2 separate regions of the Mus musculus genome follow, and region 1 is linked to region 2. A link is a loop called in an ENCODE intact Hi-C map of the cell type or tissue named here. Cell type or tissue: left cerebral cortex. All regions are shown on one strand. Each heading gives the region's core, and the rest is flanking DNA. Links, peaks and the distances in the headings are about the cores only.

The links. Peaks named below come from ENCODE experiments on the same cell type or tissue, not always from the same donor. Only the 100,000 strongest peaks of a DNase experiment are listed, where the experiment ranks them.
Region 1: it touches region 2 in a loop (2.0-fold over the local background); 1 of 42 quality-filtered maps calls a loop at or near these places.

The regions. Positions count from the first base shown.
Region 1 is chr3:66,076,257-66,084,023 of GRCm38, reverse strand. All of the region lies in intron 12 of Veph1 (ventricular zone expressed PH domain-containing 1), which reads left to right. Among named protein-coding and RNA genes, the nearest start is that of Ccnl1, 120 kb to the right of the region's middle. In left cerebral cortex, for the core only: a CTCF peak has its summit at 5,763; DNase peaks (open chromatin) are centred at 2,546, 2,864, 3,142 and 3,973; H3K27ac peaks cover 564 bases.
Region 2 is chr3:66,216,635-66,224,401 of GRCm38, reverse strand. The region is part of intron 4 of Veph1 (ventricular zone expressed PH domain-containing 1); the gene reads left to right. It overlaps Ptx3 (pentraxin related gene), which reads right to left and starts at 4,515. Exons shown (of 3, transcript NM_008987.3): 1 at 4,211-4,515; 2 at 3,351-3,752. The coding sequence starts at 4,340. In left cerebral cortex, for the core only: CTCF peaks have their summits at 3,475 and 3,674; DNase peaks (open chromatin) are centred at 2,964, 3,543, 3,708 and 4,329; H3K4me3 peaks cover 1,505 bases.

The DNA of each region.
Region 1 (7,767 bases), core at 1,690-6,689, 140 kb after region 2:
GAGTCTGGATTAAGGCCATGCCAGAGCGAACACCTCAGTTTTTCAAAAGTTAATTCAAGCAAATAAGAAATTGGGGAATTGAATGCCTGCATTGTAAAATGTTCTAATTAGAGCTTTACCACACATATGCAAAAAGACAGAGCATCAAAGATGCTTCATTTGAAAGCACGGTGCAATGTTATCTACCTCTCTTAGGTGACTCTGAGAGGACGCTTCAGAGGGTCCACTCCAAGTGAGCTAAGTCCTTAACTCAATAAGTACCGAGTCAGGCTGACTGAGGGAGGCCCCAGGAAAGGGGCTAAATGGTACAAGGCGTTCCTTTAATATGTATTTTCTCAAATTCGCTGCCACACACTTGAAAAGAACATTTTGCACATCACTGTCTTATTTGTTTTTCCCACCATGAAGCACAGACTGGGAACACAGGCTGATAAGCACTCTAACAAGGCCAAATACTTTACAGCAGAACATATTGGATCAAAATGTTTAGCCCTGAAAACTTCAGTGTGTCTGAATTTCTTTGCTCATTTCCTTGGGCTACATGAAAGAGGATTTGAGACGGAGAGAAATCCTCTTCTAAACTGTAATTCTCACATTCGTGAGCCCCTGGAGAGTTTATATATGTTGTTGATTTCATCTTCTTTTTATATAGGCACATAAATTATATATTTGATCTAAGCAAAAGGTCTAGCGTCATCCTGCAGCCAAATGTATTCTTCCGGGAGGCGGCATTTGCATTCCTGTTGCACTTAAATTCCAATGTGAAAGATGACTAAGACATACAAATGAACATGTTCATGCTGTGGGCATGAACAGTCAGCCTAATTGCAGCCCATTATTCACATATGCAGTGTGTGCCTTGCACATGGGCTGTGTGTCTTCTACAGGGTGCCTGGAGACAGAAAGATGAAGACAGTAAGGAGCCTCTGCTTTAGAAGGGATCCACAATCCAATTAGAGCTAAGAGCATTCTATGAGAAAAATCTTGCACCCTTCTTGTGTTCCTTAACATACCGTAAATACATACTGAATGGATGAATGTGTACATAATATTTAGAAATGGCAAAGTCAAAAATTCCTTGATATTAAAATGCAGTGCTTCAAGACTGTGAAGATGATTTAACCATATCAAATACACATCACGATACCATAGTTAGGGCATTGAGAGCCTGGTAAGAGAAGTTTGGTCCTGTTTCTTCCATAAGAGAACTCACCACATTAGAAACCAAATGGCCAGCCTCACACCTGGCTGAATTATGTCCAGCTGTGTACTGTGCACAGCCCTGGGCTCTATTTGTGCCTGCTTTGGGTCAGATTCCCTGCCAGCTGTGAGAGGAGGACTCTAAAGACGGTTGGATTGGACTCTTGTAGGAACCAGGATCCAGAAGGGATTGAGGGAGGTGGAGTTGTAAACCCAGGAAACAAGACTCCGGAGACCAGCATCCAGGTGCAGATCTGCTCTATTGCACAGAAGCAAGCATTTTTAATATAACCTTTGAACCAATGGAGAATTGACACAAAGTCTGTAGTAGCCAACTATCCCATTGTCACTATGGGGAGGTGCCAGGCTGCCAGTGCCCAAGGGGACTTCCGTAAAGACAGGGACGCAGCCAGCACCCTGTTCCGGATCCATTCTGAGGCTCACTAGTTTTCAAGGATCCTTTGTTTGTGTCACTTGGTATGCCAGTGGACATGGGCACTTGTACTATTAGGGAGGTATGCTCAGCCTCTCTCATCTTCCACCAGGCCCCACCCAAGGACCACAGCACAGATTCTAATAGAAATGACTAAATAAGCTGATTTTTGCATTTTCTCCCACAGGGACTAACTAATAATACAGTAATTGTCCACATATAGTCTGTGTTCCAATATTTTTTAACTGCTATCCAGCCTCTCCATAAATAAGGAACAAATCATAAGTAAATTAGCCATCAGGAAAGAAATTCAGAAATATAAAGTATTTCTTAGAATGTCCAGACTAAGGCTCTACTGCTATTTCAGAAGCCAACAGTCATGAACTAGCTTGTATTGTCACCTCACATACGTCCTACTGGTAGATCTGGTATTTTCTTCAAGATAAGCTGATTTCAGAAATTGAAATTTCAACCTCTAAAGCCGGTCCAAATTAAAACATGGAATTTTAGAAACCCCTATAACAATTATTCCACAATGTTCTAGTGTGCAGTAAAGACAAAGGAAGTTTAATTGTTTAGCTGTGATCTTTTTCTCTGACTTGTTTTACAAGAGCGGGAACTTTGATGTGGTAATCAGTGGGTAATTGTTCCATGTGGCCCAATGATTACAACAGAAACTATTTGCAGTCCAATAGCTGACTCAGTTCTAATAGTCATCTTACAAAGGTACAAAGCAGATGATTTCCAAATCCCAGAAATAACTCAGAAACCCTCTGAGACCTGTCTGCTGACCCCACAGAACCCATTACTCCAGTTAATGAGAGAACAGAGGTTGAGCAAGAAGATGTAGCCAAACGTAACTGACTTCTGGAAAACGATGCAAAGCCTCTTTACAGCTGCCAGTGAGTCTTGGAACCGCAGGACCTGTAACAGTAAAAGAAGGCAGAAGGCTTCCCTGGGGCTGTCAGGACTTACAGCCTGCCACTTTTTTTTTTTTTTTTTTTTTTTTTTAAGAAGGAGAAGTAGGTCATGGCTCTCACTCACTCTTGCCGCCTAAAGCATGTGAGGTGACTTAGTTCTTGCAAAAAAAAAAAGGGGGGGGGGGGCGGGGGGAGAGGAGAAAGAAGGAAAAGCTCAGAATTTTGGCACTCACATCCTCCATAAATCTGAATAATCCCCAACAGAGTCACTCTCTGAGTCATTTGATATTTAGAATTTGAATGTGGTTGTCAGTAGAAGTCTCCCTGGATTCTAAAAGAAAATGGGAGAATTCCTTTTTGAATAATATTGTATCATGATTCTTCTGTAGAACTGATTCTAAATATTTGCTGTATGAGAGCATGCTGCCCTTTCTATCACACAAACAAACAGTAGGGGTGTCTAAATACAATCAGTGTGGAGCGGCCTTCATGGTGGTGAGGTTAGCTTCAGACACCAAAGACAACTGGGGGCTGTGGTGTGGCTCTCCTTCTGTGCACACCATTCCTGTGGGCCAGATGCCTTTCCATGCCAAATGCCATGAATAGAGCCAGTTCATATGCCCACAAAGAGCTTGAGAGTCCACTAATGTGAGACTTCACTATTTAATTTTGTAGAACTGCACAACGAAAGAACCCATTTTGGATTTATGCAGCATTGGGCCTGTCTTGTCTCTTTCCTCCTACAACACACATTTGAGCACAGGCTTCTATGCTAAGTATTGTTTGAGTGCCAAAAACAGCACAACAGTGTTGAATACCCTTCACAGATTGTATTACCCACAACACTGTAGTACACAACTTCACAGATCATATTATATGCTTTGGTGACTATTGTGTATGGGATAATTACATAAAATTGAGCCTCAGCTTGTTGTTCTGGTACTCTGAATTATCCATAAGGATATAAACACGTGCTCATCAACCCAGATAGTTGATCGTCCTAAAATTCTATCCCATTCTTCCTCCTCATTTTTTGACTTCCAGCTCTATGCAGCACCACACACATACACACACACACACACAGACACACACACATATACACACATACACACACACATACACACATACACACACACACAGACACACACACACATACACACATACACACATACTCACACACATACACACACATACACACACACACACATACACACACACACACACATACACACACACCTCTACTCTAAGGCTGGATAAACTCTCCTTCCCTTTGCTCTTTCTGTCTCTGCCAACATGTCTGCATTGCATGTGGCGTATTTACATGAGTCTTCCCCCATGACAGTAAACTACAAGGGAAACCATGTATTGGTCCCGGCCTAGCACACAGCCGTGTGTGACACACACTGACAGATAGGTGGGTGACTAAGCAGTTTGTGAGTCATGTCAGCGGCTGCATAGCCAGGATAGAAAGTTGGAATTGTTTCTGAAATACAGAGTTTAGAAGGTCCCAGCATTTTCAAGACTAAAGCAGGAGGATTGTGAGTTAGAGGCCAGCCAGGCCTACCTTGGGAGATTCTGTCTCAAAAACAAAATCTGATGTTTTACTGACTTTTAAATTAACTATTTTTAGTTGGTATACAAAATAATGGATCTCATCATGACATTCTCAAACATACCCATCATTGTAACTTGCTCATGTTAACCTAGCTAACCTCCCTTCACCTCCTCTGGCTTTGTTGCTCTCCCTCCTCCCCAGTAGTTTTCTCGCCCTCCCCCTCCCCCTCCTCCTCTCCCCGTTCCCCTCTCCCTGTCCCTCTGTGTGTGTGTGCATATAGCTTTATTAAAGCTAGATCTTCCTCCTTTCCCAATAGTAGTCCCCCTTGTGTGTGTGTGTGTGTGGTGTGTGTGTGTGTGTGTGTGTGTTTGCTTGTAGGTTTGTTAAAGCTAGAATATATATATAAATATGTATATATATACACTTTTCTGAGAATAAAATAATTTTCTTCTCCTTCGTGTCTAGATGGCACTTTCTTCATCCATTCCAGGGTGCCTCCACAGTGTGGCTGTTGGGAACACTGCAGTAATAAGTGTGCTGTGCGGCACCTCTGACGGATGCTGACTCAGCTTTCCCTGGCTGTATGTGGGGATCTAGTTAATGGTCAACCTTCCCTTGAGGGCTCAAACTTTAGCACCACTTAGACAAAATAAAACAAACACTGTGACAGCAGCACCGCACGCTGAGCGAGACTGAGAAATATACTTGAAATCAATATAATCCCACTAGTGACCACAGAGCAGAAAATAGCAAAACTCATGTCAAGTGTATCATGAAGTTAAAAGTCTATAGGGTAAATGTAGAACCAGCAAATTAATGAAGCAAAGGAAAGGATGCAGAGTGTAACAGGGGTTAAATCAATAGAGGGGAAGCAGAAGACAGGCAAGAATGTTGTCAAGAGGAAGAGAAAGAAGGGAGGGGGAGGATAATAAAGGGAAAATATTTATCTAGGAAAAACATTAATAAGTATGATGGTGCCATGAAGAAACCCCTTATTTGCATGTTAACCTAAAATGTTAATTTAAAGCAATGAGAAAATTAAAAATATAAGAAGGGGAACAAAAACTAGAAACATAAAGCTTTTTTAAAAAAAGATAAAATTAAAATGTTACTCAAAGTGCAGTAAAGCAAAAGGTGGAGGGGCCACAAAGAAAGAGAAAGGCTCACCCAATAGTTATGAAAAATATTCAACATAATTAAGTAAGTAAACGGGGAAAAAAAATGAGAGCATAAAACCTTAAAAAAAAAAAAAAAGCTAGAGAAGGGCTGGAAAGTAGGTGGAGTATGTGTCCAGTGTGAATGACCCAGGTTCCATCCCAGCACAAGGCGCAGTAGCACACTCCTGCACCCCACCACCTGGGAAGTGGAAGCAGGAAGACAGATGTTCAAGGTCATCTTCCATTACCCAGTCAGTTCACAGCTGGAGAGGAAGTGGAGGGGTGGGGGACGAAACACAAGGCAAGAAAAAGAGGAAGGGGTTGGGGTAGATTTCCGTGGCTGTTTTTCCTCCAAAACTGAACTCTTCCACGTATAACGGGGTCCACTGAGCTTACCGCCGTGCCTAAGGTTTAAGCTGGTGTTGAGTTTACACCTGAGAAACGCCAGGCTTCTGCAGAGCTGAATAGTAATTTCCCTTCTCTGCACACCTACGCCCTATGCTGGCAGGCTGACCTTGACAGTCTGTGGATGCAGCTCCTCAAACCTGGCTGGGATTCCCCAGGTCACACCCCCTGGGGCAGCTAGTGACTAACAGAAAGCCAGCTTGGGAGAAACTTATACAGAATTGAGAAATACGCAGATGGACCTATCTCTGTACTTCCAATCGTGTGTGTGTGTGTGGGTGTGTGTGTGGGTGTGTGCGCGCGCGCGCGCGCGCGCACGCTCGTGCACACATAAAACCTTCTTTCTTTCTTTTTTTTTTTTTTTTTTTTTTGCAGGCATAAGCATTTATTTTTTTTTTCCATTTTTTATTAGGTATTTAACTCATTTACATTTCCAATGCTATACCAAAAGTCCCCCATATCCACCCACCCCCACTCCCCTGCCCACCCACTCCCCCTTTTTGGCCCTGGAATTCCCCTGTACTGGGGCATATAAAGTTTGCAAGTCCAATGGGCCTCTCTTTCCAGTGATGGCCGACTAGGCCATCTTTTGATATATATGCAGCTAGAGTCAAGAGCTCCGGGGTACTGGTTAGCTCATAATGTTGTTCCACCTATAGGGTTGCAGATCCCTTTAGCTCCTTGGCTACTTTCTCTAGCTCCTCCATTGGGAGCCCTATGATCCATCCATTAGCTGACTGTGAGCATCCACTTCTGTGTTTGCTGGGCCCCGGCATAGTCTCACAAGAGACAGCTACATCTGCGTCCTTTCAATAAAATCTTGCTAGTGTATGCAATGGTGTCAGCGTTTGGATGCTGATTATGGGGTGGATCCCTGGTATTGGCAGTCTCTACATGGTCCATCCTTTCATCTCAGCTCCAAACTCCGTCTCTGTAACTCCTTCCATGGGTGTTTTGTTCCCAAATCTAAGGAGGGGCATAGTGTCCACACTTCAGTCTTCATTCTCCTTGAGTTTCATGTGTTTAGCAAATTATATCTTATATCTTGGGTATCCTAGGTTTGGGGCTAATATCCACTTATCAGTGAATACATATTGTGTGAGTTTCTTTGTGAATGTGTTACCTCACTCAGGATGATGCCCTCCAGGTCCATCCATTTGGCTAGGAATTTCATAAATTCATTCTTTTTAATAGCTGAGTAGTACTCCATTGTGTAGATGTACCACATTTTCTGTATCCATTCCTCTGTTGAGGGGCATCTAGGTTCTTTCCAGCTTCTGGCTATTATAAATAAGGCTGCTATGAACATAGTGGAGCATGTGTCCTTCTTACCTGTTGGGGCATCTTCTGGATATATGCCCAGGAGAGGTATTGCTGGATCCTCCGGTAGTACTATGTCCAGTTTTCTGAGGAACCGCCAGACTGATTTCCAGAGTGGTTGTACAAGCCTGCACTCCCACCAACAATGGAGGAGTGTTCCTCTTTCTCCACATCCTCGCCAGCATCTGCTGTCACCTGAATTTTTGATCTTAGCCATTCTGACTGGTGTGAGGTGGAATCTCAGGGTTGTTTTGATTTGCATTTCCCTGATGATTAAGGATGTTGAACATTTTTTCAAGTGCTTCTCTGCCATTCGGTATTCCTCAGGTGAGAATTCTTTGTTCAGTTCTGAGCCCCATTTTTTAATGGGGTTATTTGATTTTCTGAAGTCCACCTTCTTGAGTTCTTTATATATGTTGGATATTAGTCCCCTATCTGATTTAGGATAGGTAAAGATCCTTTCCCAATCTGTTGGTGGTCTTTTTGTCTTATTGACAGTGTCTTTTGCCTTGCAGAAACTTTGGAGTTTCATTAGGTCCCATTTGTCGATTCTCGATCTTACAGCACAAGCCATTGCTGTTCTGTTCAGGAATTTTTCCCCTGTGCCCATATCTTCAAGGCTTTTCCCCACTTTCTCCTCTATAAGTTTCAGTGTCTCTGGTTTTATGTGAAGTTCCTTGATCCACTTAGATTTGACCTTAGTACAAGGAGATAAGTATGGATCGATTCGCATTCTTCTACATGATAACAACCAGTTGTGCCAGCACCAATTGTTGA
Region 2 (7,767 bases), core at 895-5,894:
TAAGTAAAGACATTTGCAAACAGAAAGAAAGTGCCAACTCAACCCACAAATAACCAAAACTATGTTGAATAATCATTTCCCATTCAATCTGCTTTTCTTTCTATGTCTTTTATTGAACTGTTGAATCACAATTTCAGAAGATTCTATTGTTTCTAAGTACTTTTTAAGAAACTATTCTATTCCCTTCTTAGCTTTGCCATGATCTTAAAACAGTAAATCTATAAAAATCAATGGACCTAGCTCAGTCTAGGTAGCCATTATCAGCACGTCTTTTAAAATAATGTTTTAGAAGAGCCATGTCACTAGGGAATACAGTTTCATATACCATATGATCTTGGATATTGGTACCTTTTCAGAGTTTATAGGAAACTACAGTGTCTTACCATTATTATTGGCTGTGTGAAACAAGTCCTCATGTAGCTTGGACTGACCATTGTACATATAGCTAAGGATAACTTCTAGCTTCTGACTCTCCTGTCTCCACCTTCAAGGGACTGAAATTACTGCTGTGCACACCAGGACCACTTGCAAACTGAGCTTTGACAGGAAGCAAAGTGTAGTAATGATGACTGGTGTTTATCAGGTACTTCCTATGTCCCAGATAGTGTTCTAACCAATTTGTCCATCACCTTAATACATCTTCATACTTGCTTTTGAAGTCTTCTTAATCCCAATTTATGGGTGGGAAAACTGAGGCAAAATAACCTATGCTTCTGTAGTAGCTAAATTTTAAAGCTCGGGCTTTAGTTTGGTTGGTCTGCTGGCAGAGGCCAACACATTATATTGCCTCTTAATAGAAGACCTGAATTCTGAATAATTTACTGCTAGTGAGAATCATACAGGTTTTGATGAAGTTTATAATCTTATCAGCCTTTAGTGTTGTCTATACTTAAGGGGGGATATGACCCAGGACTGCAAGTCTGTAAGTTACAAGTATACTGCACTCAAATCTAGGCAGGCCAAGAATATGCTTTTAAACTTATAAATTTTATAGTCACACCACTATAGAAAATGCTTTTAAAAAGGGAATTTTTCTGAAGACTTTTATAAGAGATTGTGTTTCTGCTGAGAACATTCAGAAGACATGGGCCTTGAACATGGACACGAGACTCATCTACCCAACCTCTGCTGCTCTTGAGGCTGCATCCCCAGATAAGATGCCAAGGTGAAGACTTGGGAAGTGCTAAGGCCTTGAATATAGGGGTTCTGCTTCTCGGTGTATCTGAAAAAAACTAAGGTAGGCTAGATGTTCTCTTTATAATAACCCAAAGGAGATGCTATGAGGAAGCTTTGAAAAGTCACTCCCAGAACATTTAAGCACTAGCTGGTAATTCAGTAGAACATGTGGATATCAAATGTCCTATAAAGTTTAGTAAATTCCCATTAGTGGCTCCGAGCTAGGCTCAGTCCAAAAACTATCAAACAAACATAGACCATATCTTTTAGTGATAGTCAAAGAAAAATTGAAATATAGAAAAATTGTATAAGAGCAACCATGGTAGCAATGCCCCCAAATGATAACAGAACTCTTTAAAAAAATTCTAACCATTCATGAAAAAAATTTAAATGAGGCATTTTCAAGGTAGGATTCTTCCTCTAGCTACAACAATTCAATCAAATAATGATTTTGGAAACAAAAGACTCATTTCTGTGCATTTGGAATCTCCTGGCCTCTGTAAGTTCAAAATACAGTCCAAGGGGGCATTGACTACAACCTAATTAACTGCCTTCCTGTTTAAATAAGGCCAGGCAGTGCAGATTACATTCCAGGGCTGCCCATGACTGTCTCTGGGAGACCCAGCATCCCTGTCGGCCATGGTAGCTACCTGAGTTCATGCCGTAAAGTAGTATGTTAGCAGATTGTGTGGGGTTCTTGTGCAGAACAGTGAAGGAGGCCCTTGAGACGTCTTTGAAATGTCAGGAACTCTCTCATGAAGTGGCTTTCAACTAATAAGTCTTTGTAATTATATTATCAGAGACCAAGCAAAATGAAAACCAGGTTCTTAGGAGGCAGACCACAACATAATTAGGTGTCCTCTGGGGACCAAGTTGGCAGGAGAGAAAGAGAGGACCAGTCAAAGACTGTAGGTGCAAGTATGATTGGCTAGTAAGCACCAACAACAGTTTAGAATTCGGAAATGTATACATTTTCTAACAGATGAGGAGACAAAGTAATTCTTCCTTTAAGGGGCACATTATATGTGCATGACTCTACAGAGCTTGCAAAACAAACAAACAAAAAAATCCATGCATTTAAAATTGTCACAAAGTTATCACATAGAGGGTTTGCTTTAGGGTTGATTTATGCTTTTTGTCTGAAGAATTGTGCTTTGAACTTAAGGGCATGACCCCTATAGCTCAAGTAGATAGGAGGGACTGATTGTAGGATAGTTTCTATAAAGGAATGAACTGTGCTCTGGAGTGTCCTTCCTCCTACCCCATCCAATAAGCTTCATTTCATTGGAAATATGGCATAGGGTGGTATTGCTTGTCATTGTTTCTGAGACTCATGAGGAGTACCAGGGCTATTTGTCTGCATAGGGCACTAATTTTCTAGAATAATCTACAACAAAACATCACTGCTCCCGTCAGAAATTTGACTTAAGAACCCGAATTACTAGGCTCCAATGTTCTTCCTGTTTTGTTAGCTTTTAAGAGTATACCAAAGGGGCCCTCATCAGTTGGGAGTTTTATGGAGTTCATGTGGGGCTTTGACAAGTTGCACAGTCTGAATAGTCCCTTTCTTGTGTGGTCCTGGGGGACTGGATAAAGCCGTCATCTACTCCCTCTGACTCCTGCGCCTGACTTTATAAAGCATGCCCCCCTTGACCTTCACTGTGGAACTAAACTGGGATGAGGGAACCCTGAAGGGATTCTGCTGAGTCTGCAGGAGATCCAATTAGGCTCCAGTCAACTCAGAAGGAGCAGAGGGGGAGGAGTCGGCCAAGGGGCTGGGAAAGTCGCTGAAGTTAGCCAGGGCCCTGAAATAGTCGGAGGAAACAGGAGCTGGCCTAAAGAAAGTGACGGGATAAAATTAGAAGACTTGGAAATCCCTAACGGAGGGACTCGGGGCAGCGAGGAGGGTCACTGTTAAACACCTGCCAATGGACTCCTTCAATATCTGGTCGGATCCGGTATCAGGAACCTCTGACGTCAACTTCCAGACTGATGGTTTAAATCCTCGTTTTTTTCTTTTGGGTTCCTCGGGCTTGGAAATACTTTTAAAAGGCAATGAGCCTGCCTGGCGTGGTGTGAGCTCTGTGAGTGTGCCTATGAAAAGTACTGGGGCTCTGAGTGTGAGGGTCCCCACAAAAGCTTGCCTCTAGGGACAGAGCCGACCGTGGGCTTACCTGCGGGCAGCCAGTGGCGGGCGACCCAGCTCTGCACGGCGCTCAGGTCGGCGCGCGTCCGCCGCAGTTCCTCCAGCACAGCGCCTAGGCCAGGCACTGTCGCCTCGGGTCGCCGCGCCTCCGCGTCCTCCAGGCGCGCCAGCCTGAGGCTCGCGTCACGGCTCTCCTGCAGCAGCGGCTCCAGCGCCCGCACCAGCCTGGCGTCTGCGGGGCCACCGGCTGCGCACGGCCTCGCCATGCCGCCCGCCAGCCGCCCCAGCTCTGCCCGCAGCCGCTGCAGCTCTCCACGGAGGACGTCGTCGGTGGCCTGCAACAGCATGCCCTCCCGCATCTGCGAGTTCTCCAGCATGATGAACAGCTTGTCCCACTCCGAGTGCTCCTGGCGGCAGTCGCATGGCGTGGCTAGAACGCAGGACACACACAAGTGTTATCAGCTTGTCCTGGGTGGCCATGGGTTGCACTCTTGGTGACTCCAAGTTTCAGCCTGTCCCCAGCAACCGCTCTCCTTCTAAGGATAGCTCTGAAAACAGCGTGCGTGTAAACTCAAAGATGACACAGGACTATTCTTTATAGGACATGTTAAACTAACTGAGAAAATGCCATTAATATAGCTAAAAACAGTTAAAGATTTCGTATAACTTAACTCATCATAAATGTTACAAAAATAATTTAAAACCTCTGGCTTTTCTCAGATAGTCCTTGCTTTCTTGCTTTCCTTTTTTCCCCCAGTCCTTGCTTTCACAAATAAAGTATAATTTTAGCTTGCTTCATTGGCTATCTATGTTAATTATGTTAATCGCGCCCCCCAAAAAGTGAGTTATGTAGTTTTGATACGCTGAGAGAGTTAAAAATGAACTTACGGTCCTCGGTGGGATGAAGTCCATTGTCTATTTCGTTGTCCAAATTCACATACATGAGCTCGTAGTCATCCGAGGTCTCAGCCACTACTGCAGACCAGAGAGCACAAAGCAGGATCGCAGGGAGGTGCATTGCTGGAGAGGCGAAATTTGCTTCGCAGCCGCAGGGGAAGAAGCGAGACTCTACAGTGATCCGAGTTTGAGCCCGGGAGAGATAGTGTGAGGCAGGAGTGAAGCCCTTAATAAACGCTCCAAAGCATGAGCGGGATGAATGACTAATGTCGGTGGCACAGCGCGAGGGAGTTCCCCTGGATTTGGGGGAGGGGGTTGGGTGGGAGGGCAAGGGAGCTGAAGAGGTTGCACAATGTTAAACCACCGAGGTCCACACTGCAGGCAGATTAATTAGAGGCGAGTCAGGGGGAGAAGGGGAGGGAAGCTGGACTTTTCTGGTGCCCCTGAGGATTAGTTGCTGTAACCTGAAGTGCTAGCGCTTTGGGGGGTGAGGAGCACAGAGGTACAGGGCGAATTATCATTTTGGCATTTGGTGTGAGCTTTCATTACTCCACAACCCCTGAAGTTATGGAAAACTTTTTTTTTTCACTTTTCCTTTGGATACTTTCTCAAGACCAAGCTATAGAAAATGATTCCGTGACTCCAAAATAACCCATTAAGAATTTTTATGACTCTAGAAGTCAATCTTGACTAACTAGTCTTGACTCCTCTGGTGGAGCAACTAAAAAACACAGTATGGCTGGGTCAAAACCCAGTAAAACAGGAAAGTGAGGGCGGGAATATAGTGGCTTTAGGTGCTTGGGTATTCTTGACATATCCTATCAAGGTCCTGTTTTAAATTTACATTAGTGACTGTGTGTGTGTGTGTGTGTGTGTGTGTGTGTGTGTGTGTGTAAAACCTGCCCCCTCCCCCAGTGCAAAGTACCTAGATAGGTGTTGATAAGTCATAATAATAGTGATAAAAAATTAAAACATTTGAATAAACTCCAAATAAAGCAAGATCTAAAAAACTACACAGATCTAGAGGGAACCACTCCCAGAGGATACCCCTGAGCTGATACAAGTCTCCAATATACAAAGGAGATGGAGGGGGAGGGTTACCAGTCACATCCTGATCATGATGGCAGGGCTACTACCCTCAGGCCAGGCCTCTCAGAAGGCTGCCTCTTGGATTTCCATAGGTAAATTCCTCTGCTCCTGACAGAGACTCATGAGTGGCTTTCCTGGCCTGAGTGCCCTCACGCATCTGGAATGCACATGCATGTACCATCCACCACAATAAAAATGAATCCACAGTTAAACATAGCTAGACACGGAGGGAACAGGGCATCATAAGCATGAATCAACACAAAGTCAAAAGGCATCAGGCCCCTGCTCAAGAGCTTCACTTATTTGAGATCACGGCTAAAGACAGGGTATGTTTGAAACCGTTAAAGCCATCAGAAAGCGATGGCAATATGAGACAATACGATATTGTTTAAAGGGCAGTGTGGAGCCACAGCTTTGTAAGGTGCTTTTCTCCTAAGGCTGTGGGCTCGAGTTCAGTTTCTAGAGTCCACATTAAGAAACCTGATGTGGTGCTGTGAGGTCCTAATGCCAGTACAGAGAGCCTCTGGGATCCCTGGCTAAACAGCTAAGCCTATTGGGCAAGTTAAGGCCCACGAGAGACCCTGTCTGAAAAAGCAATGTGGAAGAACTGGATAAAAATGCTTACTGTTCTTTCAATGTCTGTGGATTGTAGCATAGTTACCTGTACTGTATGGCTAATGTCCAATTACAAATGAGCACATACCATGTGTGTCTTTCTGGGCCTGGGTTACCTCACTCAGGATGATCTTTTCTAGTTCCATCCATTTGCCTGCAAATTTCACGATGTCTTTGTTTTTAATAGCTGAGTAATATCGCATTGTGTAAATGTACCACACTTGATCCATTCTTCAGTTGATGGACACCTGAGTTGTTTCTAGTTTCTGACTATTACAAATAAGGCTGCTATAACATAGTAGAGCAGGTGTTTCTGTAGTTTGGTGGAGCATTTTTTGAGTATATGCCCATGAGTGGTATGGCTAGATCTGGACTTCAGAAGACAGAAGATAACAAGTCTGAGTGATTTCGGGCCCTTTTTCTGATGGTTTCTTCTGGAAGCTATAGAAAATAATGTCTTTCAGTCATAGAGTACATTAACAAAATGGTGCCCTGGGGTAGAGGGGCAAACAGGAAGAATAAAGGTAAGAGGCCAATTTGAATGAAAACCAGCATAATAGCGAATGGAATAAAATAGTTTGCAAAGAGTTCTGCATGTAATTAATTTATTCATGTAAAATTATAAGGCAAGAAAACGGCTCTAAGATGATAATGGATGCACACATGTAATTAAGGTAGAAAACCCTTCACAACAATGAGAAATACTAACTTCACAGGGATGATGACCTCTGAGGAGAAAAAAAGAACATTAGTCAGGAAACACTTATGGCACGAGGCAAAGTTTTGGTGCAGCTGGATGGCAGGCACATCGCTGTCGTTTTTATCGTTTCTTATGCTTGTATGTGGGCTGGAGACATTCGGTATCTAAGACAAAATGTGACTTAGAAGTGTACAGAATTTCTACATTCAGATTTCTTCATCAGTTTTGAACTGAAAAATAAAGTAAGTTCTTTGGCACTTATTTTTGGGTTTATTTCGTTGAAATTGAAGTCAGTCAAAAATGACTAATCTAGGGATTTCCCCTTCAGAACGCCCCCCCCCCCCAGGGCCTTTGTTGGAGATAGTAGTAAAAGCCATACTGCAGATTCCTGTCCCAGATTCTAGCTACAGCCCCGTTCAGTGTGACCCTTCCCATCAGCTGACCAGTGTGCAGAAACAGCTGAGTTCCATGACCTAATGTGTTCTACATCAATTATGTACTGAACCAAAATTCCCCCAATTTAAGGAGAAACACAATACAAAAGCAAGCAGAAACCTAACAAAATATATTGTTTGATATTAAATTGTTATAAAATAGTGATGGGAACAGCATCATTTTAAAAATTTACTCTAATTTTATACATCCAGGTGTTTTGTGTGCAAGTACATGCCCGGTACCTGTGGAGGCCAAAAGAGGGTGCTGTATCCTCTGTAACTGTGAGGTTTCAAGCCACAATGTGGGTGCTGGGACTCAATTTCTGGTCCTTGGAAGAGCAGCCAGTGCTCTTATGTACTGTGCCATCTCTTATCCCAGGGCAAAATTCTTTATGTGTAGTTGTTAGCTTCACTTTGAGACAAAGCCCTGCTATGTGGCCCAAGCTTGTCTTGCACTCAGTACGTAGTCCAGTGAACTTGTGGTCATCCGCCTGTCTCAGTCTCCCAAGTAATGAGGTGGGAGATGTGTACCACACCACATCTGGCTCTTACAAACTATTTTTTTTTAATTTATTTCCAAAATTTTTCATTCTATGGATGTCTTGCTAAGACATGTTTGAAACTACTCTACGAAAAGGAAGTCTTAACATTCTTTACCCAAATACATTAAATTTGTCTGCTTTCACTGAATATTGATACTCATATTCTAG